3 separate regions of the Mus musculus genome follow, and regions 2 and 3 are each linked to region 1. The links are chromatin loops, found by intact Hi-C in ENCODE. Cell type or tissue: heart. All regions are shown on one strand.

Region 1 (8,000 bases):
TTTCTTTTTTCTTTTTTTTAAAATAGCGAGTAGAAATGTAATTTTTAGGTAGAACATATGAGAAAATGCAGGGACTCAAAGTAGTCCTGAATGGAGCACATCTGTTTATTATTTGTGTGTGTGTGTGTGGGTGTCGGAAGAGAGGCATCCAAGTTCTGACTGGGATTGCTCTTAAGCTTTTAACGTTGGGAACCACAGGGAAATGAGTGGCTGGAGAGAAGGATGGACTTTAGACCCATGTGACACAGCGGATGTTGCTTCCCCACCAACTTGATGTTTCTTCCTCGACGGGTTTAATGTAGCATAGACACTCAGTAGGCATTACCTACAGCATAGTTAAAACCCTTGGGTAAGCCAGCAAAGACTCACAGGGGTGAAGTGGATGACAGCAGAAACAGAAAAGGGTGTGGCATAATGTGATCTGAAAGAAAAATGAAATACAGGTATCTTGTACATGCACACTGTGACTGCAGTGGTACAAGCGAGCCGGACATCTCATTAGTTACTGTGTGTTTACCATGTAACAGGGACAGTATGTTATGCTGTGATATACTAGCCCTGTGTCTTTTGGGTCTTTGTTTCAAGATCACTTCAGTGTTGTACCTACTAATCCAGCACTTTCCAATCCTCTTCCTGACTTAATGATTTCAACACTTGAAAGTTTATTTTTTTAATTGTGTATGAATGTGTCTGTATGGTATGTGGGTATATGCGTGTGCATACAGTGCCCTCAGAGGCCGGAGGCAGTGAATCGTCAGGAGGTTCTAAGTCACCAGAGATGGGTATGGGAACTGAATTTAGGTCCTCTGGAAGAAAAGTAGTGCTTTTAACCAATGAATCTTCTCTCTGGTCTTTCTAGCTTTTTGTTTTGTTTTGTTTTGTTTTGTTTTGTTTTGAGACAAGGTTCTACTGTACAGGTCTGTCTGGCCCGGAACTCAATATATAGATTAGGCTGGCCTCAAACTTACAAAGGTTCTACATCCTGAGTGTCTGCCTCAGACTTTAAAATATCAACAACTAATATGCTTACTATTTTACTAACTTACCCATTGTCTGTTTTCTCTCCCTGACTCTTACTACTACTAAGCTATGGGGTGGGGCACAGATAGCAACACAGTAACTTTGGCTTAGCCTTGACATCTTGAACAGTGGTTCTCAACCTGTGGGTCTCGACCCCCCCCAAAGAAAACACAAATATTTACATTATGATTTCTATAACAGTAGCAAATTTACTGTTATGAAGTAGCAATGAAAATAATTTTTATGCTTGGTCACCACAGCATGAGGAACTGTAGTAAAAACTCACAGCTTTAGGAAGGTTGAGAACCGCTGAGGCAGGATAATGTCTTTCCCACAGCGTAGGTATCAGTGGTCACTTGCACAATGAGTAAATGACAGAGCGCCAGTACCATGGAGCGCTGTTTCTCTGCAAAGGCTGGAGACACGCACACACGCACACACACACACACACACACACACACACACACACACACACACACAGAGCCTACTGTAGTGAGGAGGCAAGGGTGTCTCCTCTCATCTGTCGCGTCAGCAGCAGCAGCACTTGCCAGGAATCTGGAAAGCACCCCAAATGTGGAAAATATCCCAAAGGCATAGTGCACACAGGGACATAGGTCAGGAAGAGGGAGGGTAGCTATGTCCATTGGTAGAAATGTCACAGCCTTGTCTTCTGACTTTTGGAGCATGCTTCATCTTCATCTTGGTAGAGTTCAACTGGGAATGGAAACATAGTAGGAAAAGGGGGCTTGTGTCATATGAGATGCCCAGAGAGAATGTGTGGTGAGGAGAGGAGAGGGGGAGGGGGAGGGGGAAGGGAGAAGGGGGAGGGGGAGAGGGAGGAGGGGGAGGAGAGGGAGAGGGAGGAGGAGGAGGAGGGAAGGGGAGAGAGGGAGAGAGAGAAAGAGGAAGAGGGAGAGGAAGAAGAGATGGAGAGAATGGGGAGAGGGAGGAGGAGAGGGAGAGAGGGAGACAGACAGACAGACAGACAGACAGACAGACAGACAGACAGAATAAGCAGAATAAGTACCAAACATCTTGCTGTTTTGGGAACAGTTTTATGTAGCTCAGGCTAGCCTCAGTACTCACTATGTAGCCAAGGATGACCTTGAACTTTTCTAATTCTCCTGTCTCTACTTCTTGAGTATTGACATTGCCAGCAAACCCCAGCATACCTGGTTTATGCGCTGTTGGGGACAGAGGGACAGAGGGCTCCATACAAACTAAGCTAGCACTCTGCCAGCTGGGCCACATCCCCAGCCTCCAGACTTTCAATTTAAGGTTAGGGAAAGTTCCTTAGCTGATTTTCAGTTGGTTACCTTTGGCTACATTTTTCTTTGTATTGCTTTAAATCTCATTTTATTTTACATTAAAATATACTTACTGTAATATTCCTAGTAAAATCGATGTCAACATTAGCACTCATATTTATGTCTGTCGAAAATGGGGCAGCCTTCCTTGGAAAGGAAGTTTGGGGAGTCTACCTATGGCTTCTCTTCCTTCCACACCAACCCCTGCCCCACATTTAATTTCAAGTACAAAATTAAAGCTCCAATCCTTTAACTAGTATCAGTGACCCAGGACCTCTCACATGTTTGCAAAGATGTGGACGAAGTAGAAAAATAAACAGGAACGAGTTCCCTGCTCAGCCCTGGAGTCTGGCTTGCTAAGGTGAGGAAGTTGCTATCCTTGCTTGCCCTGTTCCTGAGGTTGTAGCTCCCTGGGGTTCGGTTCCCTTTGCATAGTTCCCACAGTAAGGTGAGAGAGAGTAGCCCCCGAGGACCGGGCTTTGAGATGACCCTTGTCCAGCCATGTGTTTATCATTGTTGTAAAAAAAAAAAAAAACCAAAACCAAAACTAAAAAACAAACAAATTTTGGGCTACCTACATGTCCCAGATAGAGGATAACATAGAACTTCAAGAAAGAAAGGAAAAAAAAGGCAAAACCAAATATCCAAACTCTAAACAAGTGTTCTTCCTTCTTGAAAGTTGCTACCTTGCTGAGAGGAGCCTACTATGGCAGGACACAAACTGAGCTTGGTTCTGCCAGGAGTCCTTTGAGCCAATGGTAGCTGTTCCATGAGTTCTCATGTTTCCGTTCCTTAAAGACTTGCTGGGAGGCTGAGCCTTGTGTTAGTGGCCATCTCTGCCTTAGGCATTGCTGCATGTGACATCAATCAAAGGAGTATCAGATCATTTGTTTATTTACTACCTATTTATTCGCTTTCACCAGTGTTTACTTATTAATAGTTATTATTGCCAATGTTCAAGAATTCAAATGGTGAGAAGTGATCTGAAGAGATTATTTATGAAAAATGTTAGTATAGATAAGGGCAGCATTTAAAGTCTGTCTATATTTCCTTCCTTCCTTCCTTCCTTCCTTCCTTCCTTCCTTCCTTCCTTCCTTCCTTCCTTCCTTCCTTCCTTCCTTCCGTGTGAACTCACATGAATGAGCTCACATGAATACATATACAAGACACACAGAAAACAAGGCTGACAGACAATTGTATGCACGAACTGGTAGGCATGGGGAAGTTTCTTGAATAGACAGGTAAAGAGCTGCTCACTGATGCCTACTTGAGCCCACAACTGGATGTTTCTGAAATCTCCGCCGGCATCAGAGAACAGTGCTGTGCCCTCGGATCCAGAGAAGGCATTCCAAGATGTCATAAATAAATAAATAGCATTTGCCGTTGTTTATAAATCAATTAATTTGTAAGTTGAAAGGTCATGCAAAATATTTAGAGCTCTCAGAGGCAGCTCTCACACTCCACCTCCTCGGCCCCCAGCAGCAGCTGTCAGAATCCTGTACCCCTCTCCTGCACTCAGTCCCACATCGCTGGGTATTTTCTGCTGGGAACGGGTGACCGCTTGATTAGTCGCTACTGGGTTTTGTTCAAGGGAGGGCTCTGCATGGTTGCTTTTTAACACCTTCTCCTCTAAGCAGGAGGCCAGCACAGGGTGCTAAATTCCTGTCTGTGGCTGTCTGCGAAATAAATCTGTGTTGTGCCGTTCCAAGCTGTCAGCAGTGGTTCGCCCTGATGGGCCCCTGAAAGAAGTTTCCTTTTGGTCTGTGAAACAGTGAGCAGCCACTAGGGAGCTGTCTTTAGCTCAGATTTCAGAGTTAGCTCATTAGACCAATAACAGTGGGCAACTCTCTTAAACACAGTCACAAAGTTATATTTGAAGAAGTGGGAAACTCACCGCAGCCATACAGTGCCAATATTTGCTTTCTCTTCCCCAACAGCCTCCATTGGCGACAGGAGGGCCTCATGACCTCAGGCTCCTTTTTCTTCTGGGTTTCCCCACTTTTTTTTCCTCCCTGATGTCCAGCCTATCTCTTAGACACGTTTATTTGTAAAAATAAAGTCTCTTCCCATCCTGGCTGGGCAGTATCTCTGATCCATTTTCTCCATTTCTCCTTAATGGGAGTCTCAGCCAACAGTCTCTGTAGCCGAGGGCGTCCAGTGAGACAATTATTCCATGTTCTGGCTTCTCTCCTTGTTCTTCAAACACATGTTTTCCCCCTTGGCTTAGGAAGTCAGCAGCGTCTACAGCTATTTATGTGAGATTCATGAACTCAGTAACTACATTTCTGAGCGAGGTGTTTCCCTGTAAACTAGTTTGGTTTTCTCCTCCGTACTTAACTTGTTTAGCCCATGGACTTTCAAACGTTTTGGACTGTCTACTCCCTTCTACCCTAGCTGTTCATTATTGGCATCATCACTAGATTGTACATGATACCCCATGGATATTATGTTTGTGAAGAATCTCGGAAACTTTCATTTAGGGGGCAGTGAGCCTCTTACAGATTACCAGAGTTGGCAGAGACAGCACCTAGGAGTATCTATATCCAGGAAGCCAGTGTTTTGCACTGCTTGCTCCTGTTCCAGTGATACCCCTCATTGACAAAATTATTTCTGTGTTTAATGCTTCAAAATAAAAAAATTTAAACTCACACACACACACACACGTTTCTGGCTGATGGATACTAAGTACGTGTTTGCTTTATGACTTGGGCGGTTATCTATCACTGTGACATGTGATCTGATTTGCGTCTGGTAATGCTAGTTTTATGGTTCCGAATAGACGTGCCTGAAGAACTCCCTGGTGCTCTCTCTTACGGCACACTGAATCCGTTCATACTTGGCTTCGGCTGGAAGGTGATTCTGTGCTTTGTGGAAAAGCAGCAACAACCACCGCAACAAAACCCCACAAATCGGGGAAATCATGCTGAGCCGCTGTGAAGAGCTCAAGGATCAGAAGAGAAAGAGCAAAATGCCTTTTCCTTCTTTCATGACAAATTCCAACTCCCACTTCATGCGCCCCCCCCACCCCCCCTTTGCTTTCACTCATGGATAACTTAAAAATGGCTCAACTTGAAATTTTCCATGTGTCCAGGCAAAGCCCTGGGGAGTTCTGAGGATATGTAGGCAGGAAGCACTTCAGAGTATGTAAGCAATCCAAAAAACGTTTTCAGTTTTTAAGCATGTTATATTAAAAACAAAACAAAACAAAGCAAAACAAAAACGCACAAGCATTTTGGCGTAAAAGCTTTGGATCTACAACTTCATCTATACTCTGTTATTGTTTTTTATTTTATTTTTTTCACTTTTAATTGATTTTGGGAAGTTGAGAAACTGGACCAAAGCTAGCTAGATTATACTAGAGGTGGTCAATAAACTCTGCATTTCCACACAGAGTAGCTCCCGCCCTCGTTCCGTTTTAGTTTCTGGGAAAACAAATGTCCCAGGATAAGACGAACACAGATGATAAAATGCTGATTTAATATTGATGTTAACATTTCCAATACTTAGGGAAAAATAGCAAGTCTCAAGTTATCTCCAGATTATGCTTTCTTGATTTTTATATAAAATGCTTGTTTATGAATTCATTTATTTGACTGTGTTGCTGGATGGCATGTCGGATGCTGGGCTGTACGCCTCCTGAGGTCTTCGGTGACCTCTGTTCTATCTGACAGTGGCTCCAGCAGACTGGCTTGTTGCTCTCGATCAGCCGTGGGACATACATTTAATGGCTATGGAACTCAACCTTTCCAGATCCTTCTCAGGTGACACATTCACTGTGGTAAAGGTAGAGTTGGCTTTGCAGTATTGCCTGCCGCTCAGATACAGAAAGGGAAGAGGGTAGACGTGGAATCTAGCAACCAGAGGGAGAAAGCCCACGCATGGCCACGCTAGGGCCCTCGTGATTTTCCACAAAGTTCTTGAGCTTATAAACTAGGAGAGGAGAGTGTGTTGTAAATACTACTTGGTAAAAATAGACTCACCCCCGGGTGTCACTTCAGTCCATCTTGTATGCTATTGGTGAAAGCTAATATTGACCTCAAAGATCTCCCAGGCCCTGCTGGTCATGATGATTACATTGGAATTGGGGACAGAGTGTCCCAAGTGCATTCAAATATTAGCCTCTGTGAACAGCCCAAATGTAGGACGTTTGAAACTGTTTCACGTGGAAACTATGCGGCCATATCTTTCTTTGCAGAGAGAACTGCTGAGATATCTGGTAAGACTATATGTGGTTGTGTGGTTGTGTGTGTATGTGTGTGTGTGTGTGTACACACACACACACACACACACACACATACACACACACATATACAGACCTGAGATGTCTATTTTTCATGTTATACAAGGCTGGGCTTGAGTGTTGTCAGAACCTTCTTTCTCCACGGTATGTGTGTGTGCGTATGTACTTGCAAAGCTACAAGAATATGGGAAAGTGATTTTTTTTTTTTTTTTTAGGGATCTGAGATGTGAATGAGATCCAGGGTCTCAGTGCAGTCCTAGTATCCAGCCCAGCTCCCACTCAGTGGCTTCATAGTGTGTTGTCCTGCTGTGTCTTAGGCTTTTCTGGAGTCCCAGGCTCATTTCCTTCTGAATTTGTACTTCTGTTTTGCTTGATTCAGTTGTCGTCCATCTCTTGACACACCTGCTTTGAGTTTATAAACATTTAAAACTTTCTATACGTGAGCTCTGGATCAGAGAGTTTGCAACAGACAGCTCCAAGGAAGTGGAGAGCAAACCATATCCAATGGGATAGGGCCACTGAGGGAAGCAAATGATATCTCTGGTTTCCCATAGGAGCTGATAGGGAAGTGAGTCACATAGGAATGGATAGGGAAGTGAGTCCTTTTTCTGAGCGGAGTCTATAAGAGGCCACAAGGCCCTGGACTTCCTTCAAGGTCACGTGGTGAGTCAAAGCAGAAGACTAGAAACAGCCTGGTGACTTCTCTACTCGTCCTGCCCTGCTCCGTTTGCTCCAATAACACATCAGGACCGAGGCACTGGAGGTGTGGCTCAGCTGAGAGGATACTTACCCAGCATGTGCAGAGCCTTGGCTTCCATCCCCAACAGCAAATAAAACCGAGTGCTAGTGCACACCTGGAAGTTCAAGGTTACTCTACATAGTGAGATCAAGGTCAGCTTGGGCTATGTGAGACTCTATTTCAAAACTAAAACAAACAATAAAATGGAATATTAAGACTTGCGGGAGAAGTGTCTAGATCATAGGCAGGAAAAGGCCACAGATCTCTCTGCTATTGCATACCTGGTGGGGATTATTTTTTTAAGGCAGTTGGTGCCTTTGTGGTATGGTACGTTCTGGAACCTGCTTTTCCATCCCGTCTCAGGAGGGAACAAGTACCTCCTTTAGGATCTCCTTTCATGTTCAGGTGGAGGGACAAGAACATTCTGATGGTAGCAACATCAGATTGGACAGAGAGAAATGCACAGCAAATAGTCTTGTGTTCTTCCCTCTGCAATGCCGTGACCCTCCAAAGGGAATAGAAGTGACTGGTTCTGAGGAGCCATGATGCAAAGATTAGAATGCCCCCAATCTCTTAGACCAGGGGCAGCAGGGACTTGGCGGTATGCCCTGTTCCACAAATGCCAACACCAGCCTTGCTAGTGGGCTTCTGGGTTTTGTGCTTAAAGAATGCCTGCTGAGTACTGCTGCAAGGA
Region 2 (8,000 bases), 98 kb after region 1:
TAGGGAGAGCACTCTGGTGTTTTTCGCTAGTCACAAGGGTAAGCCAACCCCACGAAGGCTTTCTCAGCACTAACAACGGGGTCCATGTGTCCATCCAGCACAGCTTCTCACCTTGAAACTAGAGACTCGATTGCTAGATCTCCTGAAAGAGGAGACTATATGGAAAAGTTCTCGGAGAAGAGAGGACCCGTCCATCCCTTTTCCTTGGCACTCTGCCATCTGGTGTGGCCATCCATACATTTAGTAGCTGAAATGCATTAAAGGAAAGGGGCTATTGTCTTTCTTGGATCACACATGAACAATGAAAAACAACTGAATTTTAATTTAGTGGACTTTTAAAAGGTTTTGATAGCTAATCCAGATAAAAAAGGTATCTTCCTCACAAATCCATGGGCACATCCCTTTATATATCCACATGATCTATGAGAATACAGTAGCCAGACATTTGGCTCAGCTTAGAGACTCTGCCTGCTTTTGTGGCTATGCAGTAGGTATAGCATCATTGCGCTTGGCCTTTTGAGCACGTGTGGCATTATCTTGTCTATAGCATATGAGACATGGTTATGTCATGACAGAATCTGAGAACATACAAAGTTAGACTTTCCTGTTTGAAGGGAGTCAGGAATGAAGCTTCAAAGGGAGTTATTTTACATGAGGCATAGTTCTGTGTGATGACAGCTGTTACTCATGTGCATCTCCTTGGTGTGCACAGCTGTACATGGTTTTTCCTGAGTCTTCTGTGATGGGTGACTGACAAGGCTTGGTATTAGAAAATTTAAAGAAAGAATTAGATCTTAGATTTTAAAATTGGAGGTACACTGAACAGTCTCTTCCATAAACCCCGAGAGGCAGGACAGTGCCTGGGATCCTCAAATATGAGCTCAGAGTCCTGGAGTCTGAAAAGGATGCCCAATAGTTGTCTTCCCTGTGATTTTGTGGTGCATCTGCCTCAACCATTAGGCATTAGCTTTGACCTCTGTTGTACAATAGTTTGAAATTCAATTTCTATTCAAGATGGGTCAAGGCAAGTTTAAGCCATCTGAGAATGTCATCGTGTTCTTAAACAATGCAGAATATCCCAATATCCCAGAGATTGGGAAGGAGAAGGCATATTTCCTTGAATACCATGTAATAAGCTTTGATCTTATTTGGACTCATGTCTAGATGTTTCTAGAATCATTTGAGACCCTGGAGTAAAAGCACATTCTGAGTAGTTTGGTTGTGTGCTTCACAAGGTCAAGACCTTTGCTGCTGTGTGTGACCTTTGGTGGCATCCAGAACACACTTAATCAACGAGACAAGAAACAGAACCAGCAGAGGTTTTCAAAGTCAAGGGTGTTTTCCTTGGTGACCATCTTTGGCCTAATGTTTTCTTCTTGGGTATAGTGTACCTTCATGGGAGGGTACCAGATTCCTCCTTCCTCATTACCCTGTTCATTTATTTATTCTCCTCCCCCCCTTAAGTAGATGGCCTTCTAGAGAGAGAAAATTTGCTTTATTGAGATGTAATTTACCTATTATGATGCTGACCCTTTGAAATTTTTTTTTTAAAGTATTTGCTGGTGATGATGGAGCCATCACCACTGTGTAAGGAACAGAGAGCACCAGATGGCGCTGGTTGCCAGAGAGAACCAGGTTCCAATTTTATGTCCACACTGATCCCTGATAGTTTCCTCAAATACCTGGGGCCTTCCTTTCTGTGACTCATGAGATGATTCTTCTCGGAGAGAATTGTTTTGAGACTTAAAATGATGCCCTGTATACCAAGTACAATATAGTATCTCTTTCTCTATGGCCTCACTTTTTTTGGGTATCAATTACCCATGATCAGTTGTGGCCCCAAAAATATGAAATGGAAAATTCCAGACACGGACAACTCATGGATTTTAAATTTCTCTACATCACAGTGGACTTTAATGACTGTTTTATTTCTTTTCTTTTGTTATCAGTATTTTCTTACCTCAAAGCGGCTCTTTCTGGAAGGCTCTCACTTCTGCCCTTTATTTAATTTTCCCTATCATAGAACATGGATATTGCAATGAACACCAGATTAATCCAGTTAAACATTTCCTTAAACAGTCAGAGAAACTAAGGCCCAGGAAAGGCGGGAGGGGTCTAGTCACAAGGTCAAGGCTAGCTCAATTCTAGCACGTATTTGTTAGAGTGGAGCAAAGCCTTCTGGGACAGGGCACTGCCCCAGTGATCTAGGAATCCGGCTGGAATGCCAGGCTCTGGAGTCCACTCATTGACCCCACATCTCCTAACCTCTTTCTGCAAAAGCAAGGCTACCCTTGCTGTTGTTTGGGTTCACTAGTTAGGAATGTAGTCAGAAGGCTGGCAAACTGCAGCATGCTAAGTGCTTATAATATTCATGAAGTCACTGTTGTTTAGAAAAAGTGGAAACCACTCCCATTCTGAGGAGAATCAGCACATTTGGTCTGAATCTTGGAATTTGTGGGGGGGGGTTCTGTTTCTGAATAGAGAGGGCTGACATTCTCCAGGCACCTCTGGTTTTGGAGGGATCAAGACTCAGGGGATTCTGAGAGAATCTGTTCCTTGCAAGTTACTCTGTGGCTAATGAATGATATGGATCATGAAGAGTTTTGCACCAAGCGATTGGGAAAAGGGTGTGTGTGTGCATGTGTGTGTATCTGTATGTGTGCACATGTGGTCTATGTGTGTGTGTGTGTGAGAGAGAGAGAGAGAGAGAGAGAGAGTGAGAGAGAGAATGTGGTATGTGTGTGTGTGCATCTCTGTGTGTATACATGTGGTATGTGCGCGCGCACGCATGTGTATGTGTGTTTATGTATGACAGAAGTCATCAGTAAAATATTGAGAGAAGATTTGACCATGTTTGTAAGCCTTAGAATTTCTTTTAATTAATTTTTAAATTCACATATAAAAACATCCACAGCAGCACTTCCAGTGTTATCCATTTAGCAGTTATATATTTAATAATGTAACATTTCCCCATCCCCCCACTCCTCTCTTCCACTGCTTCTTTCTCCCCCTTTGTGAGCCAAATGCTACATCCTTGGTATGCAGGGGTCTGCTATATAGGTTACAAACAGCCCTCAGACAAGCAAGAGAATCAAAATTGGGTGTTTTCCGTCCGAAGAACTGTTTAGGGTTCTAATTTAAAATGAATAAAGCCTTTCACCAGGCAGAGTGTTTCCCTAAATCAACTGGATTTTATGTAAACATTTATCTCTTTCACACTTTTCCACCTACCACACCGTCCCCGTAGTAATGGCTCGGTGAACATTAATGCTTTCACCAGATCTTATTTTGGAACAGGAGTGGGGGAGGAGAGGGAAGTGCGCACGGGGCACGCAGAACACATTTTCTGGAGCCCAGTTGTTGAAAAGGCAAAACTTCAAAAACCAAGGAGCAAATGAGAAGATGCACTCAACCTGGCTTTGACATGGGGAAAAATGTAAATGACCTCTGGCAGGTGTGTGTGTTGGGGAGCAGATATGGTGTGGGGTAGCTGTGGGCGTCTTGTTTGGAAAGAGGCTCCAGCGAGCAAGGCAAGACCATAGTAGATCCTCGGAAGCAGCTCTGAGGGTTTGTGAGTGCTCATGGCTGGTGACTATAAGGGATGCATTTCTCCACCCAGAACAAAAATGCTTGCTTTCAGTCTCGACTTAAACAAAAGCCTGCCTCCCTCCTAAGCCCACCCAAGTGAGCCCAAGCAGACATCCCCTGCACTCCTGAAAGCTGGGGCAGGTTATAAGCGGTCCATCCTGTGCACAGCAATGAACTGATTTCTTTGCGTGGTCCTTCTGGAGAATTTTGATCAACACCCCCTCACCGCCATGACACAGAAAGTCATGTCTGACCTCCCACATACCCCATACAAGATAGCCCTAGAGACAAGCCCAAACCAGATGTTAAATAATGGAAAAAATTTAACCGTCATTTCCAAATTTGAATCCAACCTTATTCATAGATAGGGTTGGGAGTGTGTTGCCCAGTGTTTTTAGCAGAGATTAAGAGATCAACTCTCCCCCTCGGTCTGTTACCTTACTGGCATCTTCTCATTGGCTTTGTGTGTGTGTGTGAAACATACAGTTAATTGGAGTGCTTTCAAATTCTTTTGTGTGGTTGTTTTTTTTTTTTTTAAGCAAAAAACAAAACAACAAAACAGGCAGAAGGTCATGTCAAGAGCCTCTCACCAACCCGTGCTTTTAAAACAGAATTTTCTTAAGACTGGTTCATTTCTACTTATTTTTATTGGTAAATCCTGGGGAAAATGTATATCTTTTCCTTTAAAGTTCTAATTCAAGGCGTAGATGCGAGAGTTCTGAAGGGACCTTGGGACTGCGGTAAAATTTCGTTGTCATAGTAACAGAAAGGGAAATAGGCCTAGCTCACCTGGGACTTCAGCACTGCAAAAGCTGGATTTTTTTTTTAAAGGACTCTGCAAGTGAAATAAATGAAAAACTTATTTATTTTGAAACAAAAAAATTTTAAAATAGGAATGAAGCAAATTCCTGCAAAGGTTCCTTTTGCCATATTTCTTGATTGGTGCAACTGTGTGGCTCGAGCGAGATGCCCAGTTTTGCAATGACACAGATCATTTAATGGAATATGGGCTTCAAAAAAGAAAAATCATGTCTTACAAACAATAACCACAGATTGTGATTTGAGTTAGTCTGGATCGTCTCTGGAGGGACTGAGGGGCCGTTTCCTATTTGCTATTAATCATGAATGCCTGGGGTATCCTGGCCCGGTGGACTTGAGCTTTAGATAATTATATAGTATTTTATTATTTCTGCACATGTCGTGGGAAACTCTGAGACCACCTTTAGGTGTGAGCATAAAGGTATTGTGTGGCCAACCAAAGGTACAGACACGAGGAATGTCATAGGTTCTGAGCCTTGTCCTGTCATTTTTAACCCAGAGTGATACTTTCTGTCCAGCAGGGGCCACTGCTGTATTCAGAGGCCTCTTTTGCAGACTGAAGGTGGGTGGGTGTGCGGACCAGAGCCCAGATTGGGAACCGCTTAACAACCCCCCACCGTGATGGAGCAAGGGGGCTCTGAGCTTGCCATCGAAAACATTCAAATTTGCAAATTACAGAGGGTCAGCAATGTTCCTCTCCCAGGCATGGCTGGTTGAAATTCCCCAGACCTGAAACACAATCACCTATTTTTTTTTTCCTCCTCAAATCAAATCTAATAGAACACAGATAGAGTCTCTCGTTTAAAAATGTTTACTGGAAAAAAAAAAAAACTAACACATTGCTTTCTCTTCACAGATTCTTTTTAAAATTTTTCCTGAAGTGCAATCAGAATTGTTTGAAAACAGCGGGAAACCCAAGGGACATGAGGCGGTTCCAGGTAAGGGGCCCTGAGGATCACACCTATTAAATAAGTCACCCTGTTCTCTCTCTCTCTCTCTCTCTCTCTCTCTCCCTCCCTCCCTCCCTCCCTCCCTCCCTCCCTCCCCCAATCCATCCCTCCTTGATAGCGTTAAGGATACAAAAGATAACATGGTAACCTCCCTCTACCAGGATGGAGGCTTTTTTTTTCATTTTGTAGTGTTTAGGGTTTTTTGCCTCTCCTGGCAGAGCCTCATGGGAGAGGCACCAGCCCGGGCCAGAGATTTGATTTCCAGCCCTCAGGCTGCCCCTCGCGCTCACAGCTGCCCGCAGCAGGGGCCATGTTCTTGCTACTCAGCCACCTTGGGATTTTTCAAAGCTGCTTCTCTATGTGTTTTCTGCAAGCCACAGCCCTGTCCTTCTTTTTCCACCGGTTAACTATTCGGTGATCTCTCAGCCTGTTGGAAAGTAGCAACCCAAGCAGCCATGGTCACTTTAAGAATGCAGCATGACAACAAGACCCTGGGGATGGTGACCCAGCTGCCTGACAGTGAAATCTGCCTCCGATTTCATCACCTCTGCCACTGATCGGGTTGAGGAGACAGCTAATAAACAGAGCTGGAGCAGAGTGTTTGGTTAGAGTTGGGAGCAAGTGCAGCTGCTTGGCTCCCTTTCTGACGATCAGAAGGACTGTATTTAACTCAACTCATGGCTCTTCTGCCATCCTTGCCTGCCATACATGTGGAGCTCTCTAGAGTTCCCTATAGAGAATCCGAATGTATTAAAGCATGGCGCCGGAGCACGTGACTCAATGGGGTGGAAAAAAAAAAACAAAAACCCAGAGCTGGCTAGACTAGTGCCTCAAGAGAGAGAAGGTTCTAGATGATGCGGAAACTTGACCCTGCTCCAAGAAAGAAGGTATTATAACCAGGAGGACTGGTCACAGACCCTCCCGAGATTGTGGGTGCGCAAGCGCCAAAGCTTCTGGGTTTGTGTTTTGTGATAGCCTTGAAATGGGCAATTGTGTGATATCTGTTTACTTCATGCTGGACCCCAGCAGTTATGACCATTCCCGCCTGTACTTGGGAGAGTGTCTATGGTGAAGCCAAATGTCAAAAGGGTGTTGGAGTACAGAAATGCTGAAGAACTAACAGGAGCCCTTGGTGTGGCTCAGGGAGAGAGTGTTTGCTTGGCGAGGGGAGTTCTGGGTTCAACCCCTCAGTACTGAGAAGAGAAGAAAGTAAATAAAAGAGAAGGGAACAGAGGGAGGGATAAGAGAAGTCAAACAAAAAGAAAAAGTCCTGAGGAGTGCTGGGTACTCAGTAGGCCAGGGCAAATGCATCTAAAAGCGTCCATCCTGCAGTCACCGCGCTGCAAACCGCAGCATGGGTATCCAGTTATTGTGCCATGACCAACACATTTTATTTATTTATTATGCTTACCCTATCTATCTATCTATCTATCTATCTATCTATCTATCTATCTATCTATCTCTGGTTTTTTGAGACTGTTTCTCTATGTTGCTTTGGCTGTCCTTGAACTTGCTCTGTAGACCAGGCTGGCTTCAAACTCAGAGATCTGCCTACCTCTGCCTCACCGAGGACTGGTATTAAATCTGCACTACCACTGCCTGGCCCAACACACACACACACACACACACACACACACACACACACACACACACAGTTGTCATGATAATATTTAATGCTGTCTGCTTCTCTCCACTTCTCACTCTGACTTCTCTGCTGAGTCATAGGAAGACAAGCAGAAATGCAGTCCGACTTCTTGGGGATCTGCAGAAAGGCCCCAGCTCTGGAAATTTACCATACCCAGGGTTCCAAATGTTACTACAAAGTTAAATAAATTTTTTTTTCTAAAGAAAAGTGCATAGTAACAGAGTCTCATATTGCCACCAGGAGTAAATATTTGCTACACTGCTGGAAGAAACACAGGCTAGAGAAACAGAAGCAGGCAGCTTCGATCCTCAGGCTATCTTATGCTGCTGCACCGGGCAGCGTTTTTCATTTGAAGAGCCTCTAAGAACTGGGATGTGCATGTACTGGACCCTTCTGATTTTTCACTGCCACCCCCAATTTAGAAATGTCCTGAGCTGGGCATGGTGGCACCCACCTTTAATCCCAGCACTAGAGAGGCAGAGGCAGGCGGATTTCTGAGTTCGAGGCCAGCCTGGTCTACAAAGTGAGTTCCAGGACAGCCAGGGCTACAGGGCTATACAGAGAAACTCTGTCTCGAAAAACAAAAAGAAAAAAGAAAAAGAAAAAAAGCAAAAGAAAAGAAATGTCCTCCTGAGGCAAACACACGCCAGTGTTGCTTGTTTCTGCAGGTCTTTGCTATGTGAGCGTTACTCTGCTAATGTGCTTTTCTGGCTTAGAGTTAACAGTGCTGACTTCAGAGCCACCAGAGCTCCTCAGCCTTTCAGGGTGTGGTTTAGCTTCCTCATTCATGGATGAACAGAAAAGCTCTCAAGTTTCAGGACCCTGTTATCTCCAGGGCGGACATAACCACACTTGTCCATTTTATTTCACATTCTAAATTTACATTATAAGGTGATGTTCACGTACAACACACATCTCCATCGTGAGTACATTAGTGAGTGAGTGCCGGTGACTTTAACACATTGGCAGCGTTGTGTGACTATCACTTCTGATTCCAG
Region 3 (8,000 bases), 330 kb after region 1:
TTAGACATCAAGGTTTAGTATGTTTATTTAATTGGCATTTGCTTGACACCTGTTGAACGAAGAGTACTTTAAAAGCATAATAAGGCAGTTAAGATACAATCCCCACCCCAAGAAAACAATTCCATCCAATAGAGTGGCAATCTGGTGGGACAGCTGAGAAGCTGCGGGAAGCACATGTCCAGGTGAGCTTGGAGAGTCCTGGGCTCCAAGCCTTTCCTGGCTCACAAGCATAAGGCCGATTCCCACTCAGTACCTCGCTTATGTCTGCTGTGAGCACAATTAAGACTGTTTGTCTTTCTTCACGGGATAACCACGAGGAGTAAAAGAGATGCTGGCTGAAGAAAACGTTTAGAAAACAGTTTCTCAGGGGCTCCGGAGGTAGCTTTGTTGTGAGGCGATTGTCTGGCTAGCATGAAAACCTGAGTTTGACACACACACACACACACACACACACACACACACACACACACACCTTCCCCTCCCCCAAAAAACCCTTATAAAAAGTCGAGGTATGGCACACACCCCTAGTTCCAGGCCATGGGCATCAAAGTCAGGCAGATCTCTGAGTCTGAGGCCAGATTAGTCTATGTAACAAGTTACAGGTTATCCATCTGTCTCAAAAAACAAACTGAATAGGGACAAGAGAAAGGCCACACTGTGGCGATCCCAGAGCGGAGGAGAGAATGGTGATCCCTGGGGTTGGTGGATGGCCAGACATCCTACACAAATCATCTCAGGCCTGTGAGAGACACTGTCTCAAAAAGAGAAGGTGGGAAACACATGAGGAACAATACTTGAAGTTGTCCCCTAGCCTCCACATGCTCAGATGTGCACCCATCCAAACATGCACAGAGGAGAGAGACAGAAAGAAAGAGAGACAGACAGACAGACACAGACACAGACACAGACACAGACACAGACACAGACACAGACACAGACACAGACACAGACACAGAGAGATGGAGGCAGAGACATACAGATTACCAAATGATACAAGCAAAAGATGCTACCTTTCTTGCTGATAAAGTCTTCACTTTTAAGACTCTTTACAAGGCACTGTCAATGGGGTTTTAATTTTTCTAATGGCTGCTGTCTTTGACTCTGGGTGCATCTGAATGTGAGGCAGCTGTGTGCCAGGAAGCAGGGATAAAGAACGTTTTTTACCTGAGACCATTTTCACTCCTGTCTAGTGTGAGTATGAGAACCAGCCCATCTTTGGCACTCAGCTTCTCTTTCATGAACAGGCCTTTCATTTCAAGAGTTAAGGAACTTCCAAGTCATCTGCTTAGGTCCCTGGAGAAACTTCAACAAGGTGTTTTGAGGAAGGAAATATTTGTGTCATTTTCTTCTAAATGTCTCTTTCTGAAAACTGAAAAGATTCGTCTCAAGGACATCACACTGAAGTAGTGACTGTTTACACAACTCAAAAATAAATTAACGGGGGTGAGTAGACTTATTAATTCGGTGGTTTATTGAAATTCCACAAACATCCCGAGTCACCCAAATCTATATGCTTGACTGTGTTCTCTGGACATTTGGTTTTGCTTTTTCTCAAATAAAATTAACGATTAATCTACATTAAGGCAATTCCATTTAAACTTTGCTTTCTTTTTTTTATTTTATTTTATTTTTTTTTTTTTTTGAGACAAGGTATCTCTATATAGCCCTGGCTGTCCTGGAACTCAGTATGTAGACCAAGCTGGAACTCACAGAGATCCACCTGCCTCTGCCTCCCAAGTGCTGAGGATTGCACGCACGTGTTGCTATGTTCAACTTCAACTTTTGTTTTCAACTGTTATCTTTGTTCCTTGAATGGGCCATTCTTTATTTGAACTCATCAAGTGATGTGGTACCCTGAAAAGAATAGATGGGTGTCCATGATTTTCATTTGCCTGGTAGTCCCTTTTTTTTTTTTTTTTTTTTTTTTTTTTTTTTTTTTTTTTTTGGTTTTTTCGAGACAGGGTTTCTCTGTGTAGCCTTAGCTGTCCTGGAACTCACTCTGTAAACCAGGCCGGCCTCGAACTCAGAAATCCGCCTGCCTCTGCCTCTCAAGTGCTGGGATTAAAGGCGTGCGCCACCACGCCCGGCTTTGGTAGTCCCTTCTTAACCATGATCTCAGCTACCATAGTCTGCCAGAGTCTGGAAATACTACTTGGAAGATTCCAGAAATAAATGATATGTATGTTTTAAATTGTGTTTTTAGAGCTTATGAAATCTCACATCATTCTGCTCCATCCTGCTTGACATATGAGTGATCACTTTGTTCAACATTTGCATGCTGTATACACTATTTGACTGTTAATCATCTCTCAGCTATCTGGGTTACCATATTGATTGTTCATGATGCAGTGTTTGTATTCAAGTAATCTTTTCCCCCCCCAAAACACAAGAGCAGTGGTACAAAGCGGGCGCCTGAGAATGAAATGCATAAGGATGATGAACCAGTGTGGGGCAATGGTGGGCATACAAAAAGAAGATAGCAAATACAGAGATTGATGCTATGTGCTATTTTAGGCATCTACTGAAAGGCTCAGAACAAATCCTCCAAGGGTATGGAAGATGACTGCACTCTTCAGCAAGGTATTTCAGACCCAGCCCTGGACTCTCTCTCATCTTTCCTCTTCATAGCCCCCACATTATAGGGCAGAAAAGTCCGCATAACTGAGATGGCTGCTGTATTCCCATTACAGCACATACTTTCCTGTGTCTGTGCGCCATCTTTATGTTCTCTGCCTGCAATACCCTTTCCCCACTACATTCAACTGTCAAAATCCTTTAGCAGCTAAGTGCCTTCCCCACTGGGTCCCTTTCCTTCATCACGGCCCCAACCACTCCCCCTTTGTAATCCTCCTTGACTAAGTTAATGTACTCCTTTGTAGGCACTCCTGAAGATGTAGCCCATGTCTTCCCTGCACTAAGCAGGTAGACTCCTGGAGGTCATTCTTGTCCTACTTTTCTTTGACTCAGAGGTGACTCACTCCTTATATAGCGAAATGTTTCTGTCAATGGAAAAGGAGAGCCATTACTTTGAGTGAGTTAGGTCGAAGACATCCTAAGTTCAAGACGTGTGTTAAAGAGAGTAGAGGAGTGGATGGAGAGACTGGTAAGAAGTCCTGTTGTTTCTGGGGTTCAAGGACAGTCTCTATGAGCCCATCAGGGACCCACCTGGTGCAGATCAGAGTGGAGAGGAGGACTTGTGTGTACAGACCCAACTGACTCGTCCCTTGAGGCTGCCAGACAAACCAGGGGGAAGAGTTAGAAGGGAATTTTGGGGCTCAATTTGGGGAAGGGAGTGAGCTGGATTTACCCTCCCCAAAGGAGCCACTCTGGTCTGCGCCCATATTCAACAGTGGCACCGTGTGGCAGCAAGGAGTAATGGCAGGGCAAGGACAATGGCAGCCAATAGACAACCTGTAGGCATCAGGGGGATCTCTACTGGAGGGACTTTGGAAGGTTCTGCAGAGAGGAAAGGGATTCTTAGGAGAGTGATGTTGACCTTCTGATGACGTCAGTGGGAGGTGGGGGGAGAAAGTGAGGGGCAGTTATTTTAACCTGAGTAACCAATTGTGGAAGAGTCTTTACGATACTGGCAGCCCCTGAAGGACAGACAGAGCCCATTCTCATTCTGGTGCTTGAGGCATAGACATTGAATTTGAAAAACAAAAACAAAAACATGTTTACTTTGCATTTATTTGAAGACAATAGACCCTGGAGGGAAAAGGAAAAGGAATCTCTTTCAGAGAATGCTGTCCCCAATGTCATTCACTTGACTTGGAACATGGATGGCTGTTTTGCCTCTCCTTGGACACCCACACACATCAAGATGCTAGCTAGTTGATTTTCCATGAAGTGCTGGGAGCTAAGCTAACCTTGCTGCATTCTTCGGTGTTCACTCATGATGTACTTGCCATCGTCTGAAGCCCTTTCCTGCTAGGTCACCCCTGACCTGCTAAAAGTTCCCAAGCACTTTTCCAGTTGAGACCACCTCCAGGCTGGTCCTCAGGCTGACCTTCACTCCCGCATATAACTCAGCAGTAGCGAGCGCGCCATCCTTCATCCAGCATAGAGATGCCACTGCGTGCAGATCACGTCCTTCCCAAGAGTTAACTTTCACTCAGGGTGCCATGGTTTTAGAACACAATCCCTTCTTTTCCCTGCATTTTGTACTCGTGAGCATCGACTGATGGCCTGCCTCAGTCTCGGGAAAAACCATTTCTAGAAGACGAGAGGAGTGGGGCTTGAATTATAGAACATATCGCCATCCCCTCTTGCATGATAAATAGCTGTTATGGTCATTTATCGTTCCCACGTTCCGAAGTCTAAAACTGCTTTACAGATGTTCTGTAGCTCAGCCTCCCAACATCTGTGCTAGGAAGCCTGGGTGCACAGTTACCAGCTCCATTTTGCAGATGAGAATAGTTACGGGAGGCCCAAGGGGCACTGACTTGACATTTTTAGGACGTTGTGATTATACTTTATTAGCCTTTACTCATAGCACTCGGGAGCAGCAGGTAAGCAGCATGTGTGAGTGTCCGGCACAAGTCATTCTATAAAGTCAAAAAGTGCTGGAAACAGAACCCAAGAGTTAAGGACTTCTTAGCTCAAGTTGCATTCATTATTTTCCTAAGTGAAGGGGCATGCACGTAATCACGGGTATGTAGATGTACCCAGGAACGCAGTAGCATCCACAGTTGCACAAGCTTAGACAATGCAGCCATGTGGGTTTTTTCTCTCTCTCTTTCTCTCTTTTCTTTCTATTTCCAAGGAGCAAAGCAACCCGCTCTGCCTCTCTGGGTTCTTGGATTGCTGACCTCAATCCAGGGCGCTGCCTGAAAGACGTGGTCCCTTCAGGGCCTCTAAGGTCCCTAAGGACTATGAAGCAGGACTGTACTCTTGCCTCATATTAGCTGGGGTCTATCCAACTAGGATTCAGGGGGAAAAGGTAATATAACTTTACACTATGGTTCCATATCAACACTTCAAAGTTAGTTAGACTTTCTCATTTTTTTCTCCTCCTCTCTCTAAATGAAGTCTATTACCTTGAGGTATCTCCTGAGATGCTGTTATCTGCTGTCTAGATGAGCACTGAGTACTTAAAGGGCCGGCTTGGGTTGCACTGTGCAGATGGTTGGAAAACCACATTAACCTGTGTCCCAAGGTGAAATAGCGAAGTTGCCCTGGAAGCATTGGGGAGGACGCCCCATTCCTAATTATTTCCCTCTGCCCTCCTCCTCGAGGTGTTCAGTGCTCACACTGCACACCACCTGCAGAACCAACTGGAGAAGCGTTTTCAAGGAGCCTGCCTTCCTATACTCCCCTACACCAAGAACCTGCCCAGTCCAGGTCATCTCTGGAAGGCAGGCCTTCTCATATCCGCAGGGGAAGGTGGAAGGTCCCACCGCAGACTGGAGAAAATTCCCAGGCACTTGGTCACTCTTACCCTGGTTCTAGATGTCATGTCAGATGTCAGCAAGGCAGTAAGAGCTCGGGCTCTGGGTCTGTGCGACTACTTTCTCAGGGTCATTGCGGGTCTGGGATTGAAGAAGCCTTTTGCTTTCTCCCAGATCTGTAGTCTGCTCCTTCCTCTTCCTGCTCCCTGGAAATGAAGTGAGTGGTTTTCATCACCACACAGTCCCTGACGGTGCCGTTAGCAACCATGGACCTGGACCTCTAAGGCCCAAGTCAACCCTTTCTCTATAAGCTCATTCTCTCTAGCATGTTAGAGCAGTGCCCCCTGCCCCGGGGCCAGATACCACTATGTGAGGCAGCGCTCTCATGGCTAACCCATAACCTGAACAAGAAAGAGTCTTAGCTAAATTCAGACACCTTCTACACAACATGAAAACTCTGTGTTCTTTCACTCAGGAGCTCAGCTGGTCATCATCATGGGGCTGTCCTTCGAAGCCCTACTCACGGCTGTTTTTATTAAGGTCTAAATGTAAATCCTCCAGATAGCTTCATTTCCATTGGTTTGGTTTTGTTTTGTTTTGTTTTGTTTTAACCATCTCTGGTGAGTTAATTGATCTTTTATCTAGTTCCTTTATTTTCACCCAAATATTTCTTCCTAACTCATCTTAAAATCTTCTCTCCCCCTCTCACCCCTTTTCTTTCAGAATTTCATTCATGAGTGCTGTGTTTACATATGCCAACCCTCCTTCGATCTCTCCTCCAAGTCCTGCCTAGTCCCCCACCCCCTTCAGAATGCTCTTTTCTGATCAACGTTTTCTAGCAGAGAAAGGCATTAGGGTTTTTTGAAGTAACAGGGGGGTGGGGGGAATATTTATTTCAAGCCTTGGTTTCTACCTCCTCCTCCATCTTCCAAATGCTGGGCTAAGTCTGGCTTAACCCAAAGAATTGACTGAGTGTTCCTCCAGGAGAATGCTGGCTCCTGCTAGCAAGGATGCAGAAACTTGCTACCTGGCTCTGTCAGGCATTAGCCAAGCCTCCCATCATTTGTGGTAATCAAAAGGAAATAGTTTTCTGCTCTCCAGTGGAACAGGATTTTTTAATGGAAGCCAACAATGGTTTCATCACTGCACCCTGAAGCACACATTTCAGAAAACTTCCCTCTTGTTCTTTGAGAGTTGCAAAACAAACACCAAAGGTCAAGTGCTTCATTTTCTGGCAATCTTAGCACCCGGGTCCTGTCGGCCGGTGCTTAGTCACTAGGCTTTGGGTGAGGGGGAGACTTTCTAACTTGGAGCCTGTGGGCAGCCAGCTTTGATTTCTTATGACATGCTGTTCAGAATATTTCTATGATACAAAAAAAAAAAAAAAAAAAAAACAGAAAGCGGTTTAATGAACATGTTTTATGCCTGATGAGAAAAACTTTGCTAGTCCGCAGCTCCCAACAGAAATCCCCTTATGTCATGTTCGTAATGAGAAGCCATTCCTGTCATATGGATCCAAATGGATGTCTACCATCCTTGACAGCCCCTCTCACCATACCTTTGTCCCCTTGGTATTGCCTCTGATGGTCCAATGGGGCACAAAAGTTCTAGGTCATTAGTCATGCAAAGGCTCTACTTTTCCTAAGATGCAAAGATGCATATAATGGTGGCTTGGAAATGTTTTTGCTAAAACTTCCTCATGACAGCATTTGGCATTTTGGTAACACCAAACAAGCAAAGATCTCTGTAGACCCTTGATGGGTTGTCTGGCTCACTACCATAAAACAAAGAGATATCTGGAATCTTTCCGTGCAAGAGATTGTACTGGAAAACGCAGGCTTCCTAAGGTTCTGGGATAGAGGTGGGCTTGATTCTGTCCACAAAGCTGGCCAACTAGGAGCTAAAAAGCACTCCCCACTCGTTGGCAGGTTAAGGCAACAGTCCTCCTTTCTACCTCAGCCTACAGGAACGAAGCTGGATAGAGAGCTGAAGGCAAACATAGCTGGCCATGAGAGCTGAGCCTTGGCTCCAGGAATCCCTAAGAAGAGATGTTGACACGTTGTCTCAGAGGTAAAAGCTACCCCCACAAGATGAGTTCCAATACTCCCTAAAGAACCCCAGCATTGGCCCAGTGGGTCCAGCTTTCAAACGGGACCCTATTTCTGGGTGTAGACAAAAGTGACATAAGAGAGGAGAGAAGGGTGGTAGGAAAAGGAGGGAAAGAAACAGAAAAGGGTGTGTGGAGCAACAACAACAACAAAAACTCAGTGTTTCCCAGAAGTCAGCATACCATACCTCCCACCTCCCACAATGCCTATCATCAAGGGCTGAAGTATACTATACAAAAGGAGACTGTTTTAAACTCCTTCTCTCATCTCAGATGCTGCAAAGCACTCTGAACCTGCAGCATCCTCCTGCCTCCTCTCCACCCAACCCTTTCTTTGCCTTTTAGCTCTTATTTGTCTTCACTGACCCTGCCTCTAACATTTAATTTTCCAAAAGCAAGAGAAAAACCCTGCAAAGACGAGGAAGGAAACCCTTCCAAACTCTGGTCTACACTGTGGAGCCTGAAGAATTTTTGAGGCATGAAGTAATTAACCGCTCACCACC

Evidence for each region. Hi-C counts contacts between places; a loop is a spot of excess contacts. Peaks named below come from ENCODE experiments on the same cell type or tissue, not always from the same donor. Only the 100,000 strongest peaks of a DNase experiment are listed, where the experiment ranks them.
Region 2: a loop joins it to region 1, with 2.2 times the contacts of the local background. A loop is called at or near these places in 2 of 42 quality-filtered maps.
Region 3: a loop joins it to region 1, with 2.6 times the contacts of the local background. A loop is called at or near these places in 10 of 42 quality-filtered maps.

The regions. Positions count from the first base shown.
Region 1 is chr14:67,268,318-67,276,317 of GRCm38, forward strand. All of the region lies in intron 6 of Ebf2 (early B cell factor 2), which reads left to right. Among named protein-coding and RNA genes, the nearest start is that of Gm52149, 7.5 kb to the left of the region's middle. In heart, a CTCF peak has its summit at 4,106; DNase peaks (open chromatin) are centred at 4,004, 6,384 and 7,214; H3K4me3 peaks cover 881 bases; H3K27ac peaks cover 1,860 bases.
Region 2 is chr14:67,366,430-67,374,429 of GRCm38, forward strand. It overlaps Ebf2 (early B cell factor 2), which reads left to right. Exons shown (of 16, transcript NM_001360202.1): 7 at 5,264-5,345. All of the region lies in intron 3 of 4930438E09Rik (RIKEN cDNA 4930438E09 gene), which reads right to left. Among named protein-coding and RNA genes, the nearest start is that of 4930438E09Rik, 27 kb to the right of the region's middle. In heart, CTCF peaks have their summits at 1,598 (motif pointing right) and 4,919 (motif pointing right); a DNase peak (open chromatin) is centred at 5,872; H3K4me3 peaks cover 865 bases; H3K27ac peaks cover 567 bases.
Region 3 is chr14:67,596,563-67,604,562 of GRCm38, forward strand. No RefSeq gene overlaps it. Among named protein-coding and RNA genes, the nearest start is that of Gm24981, 34 kb to the left of the region's middle. In heart, a CTCF peak has its summit at 3,366; a DNase peak (open chromatin) is centred at 6,599; H3K27me3 peaks cover 1,421 bases.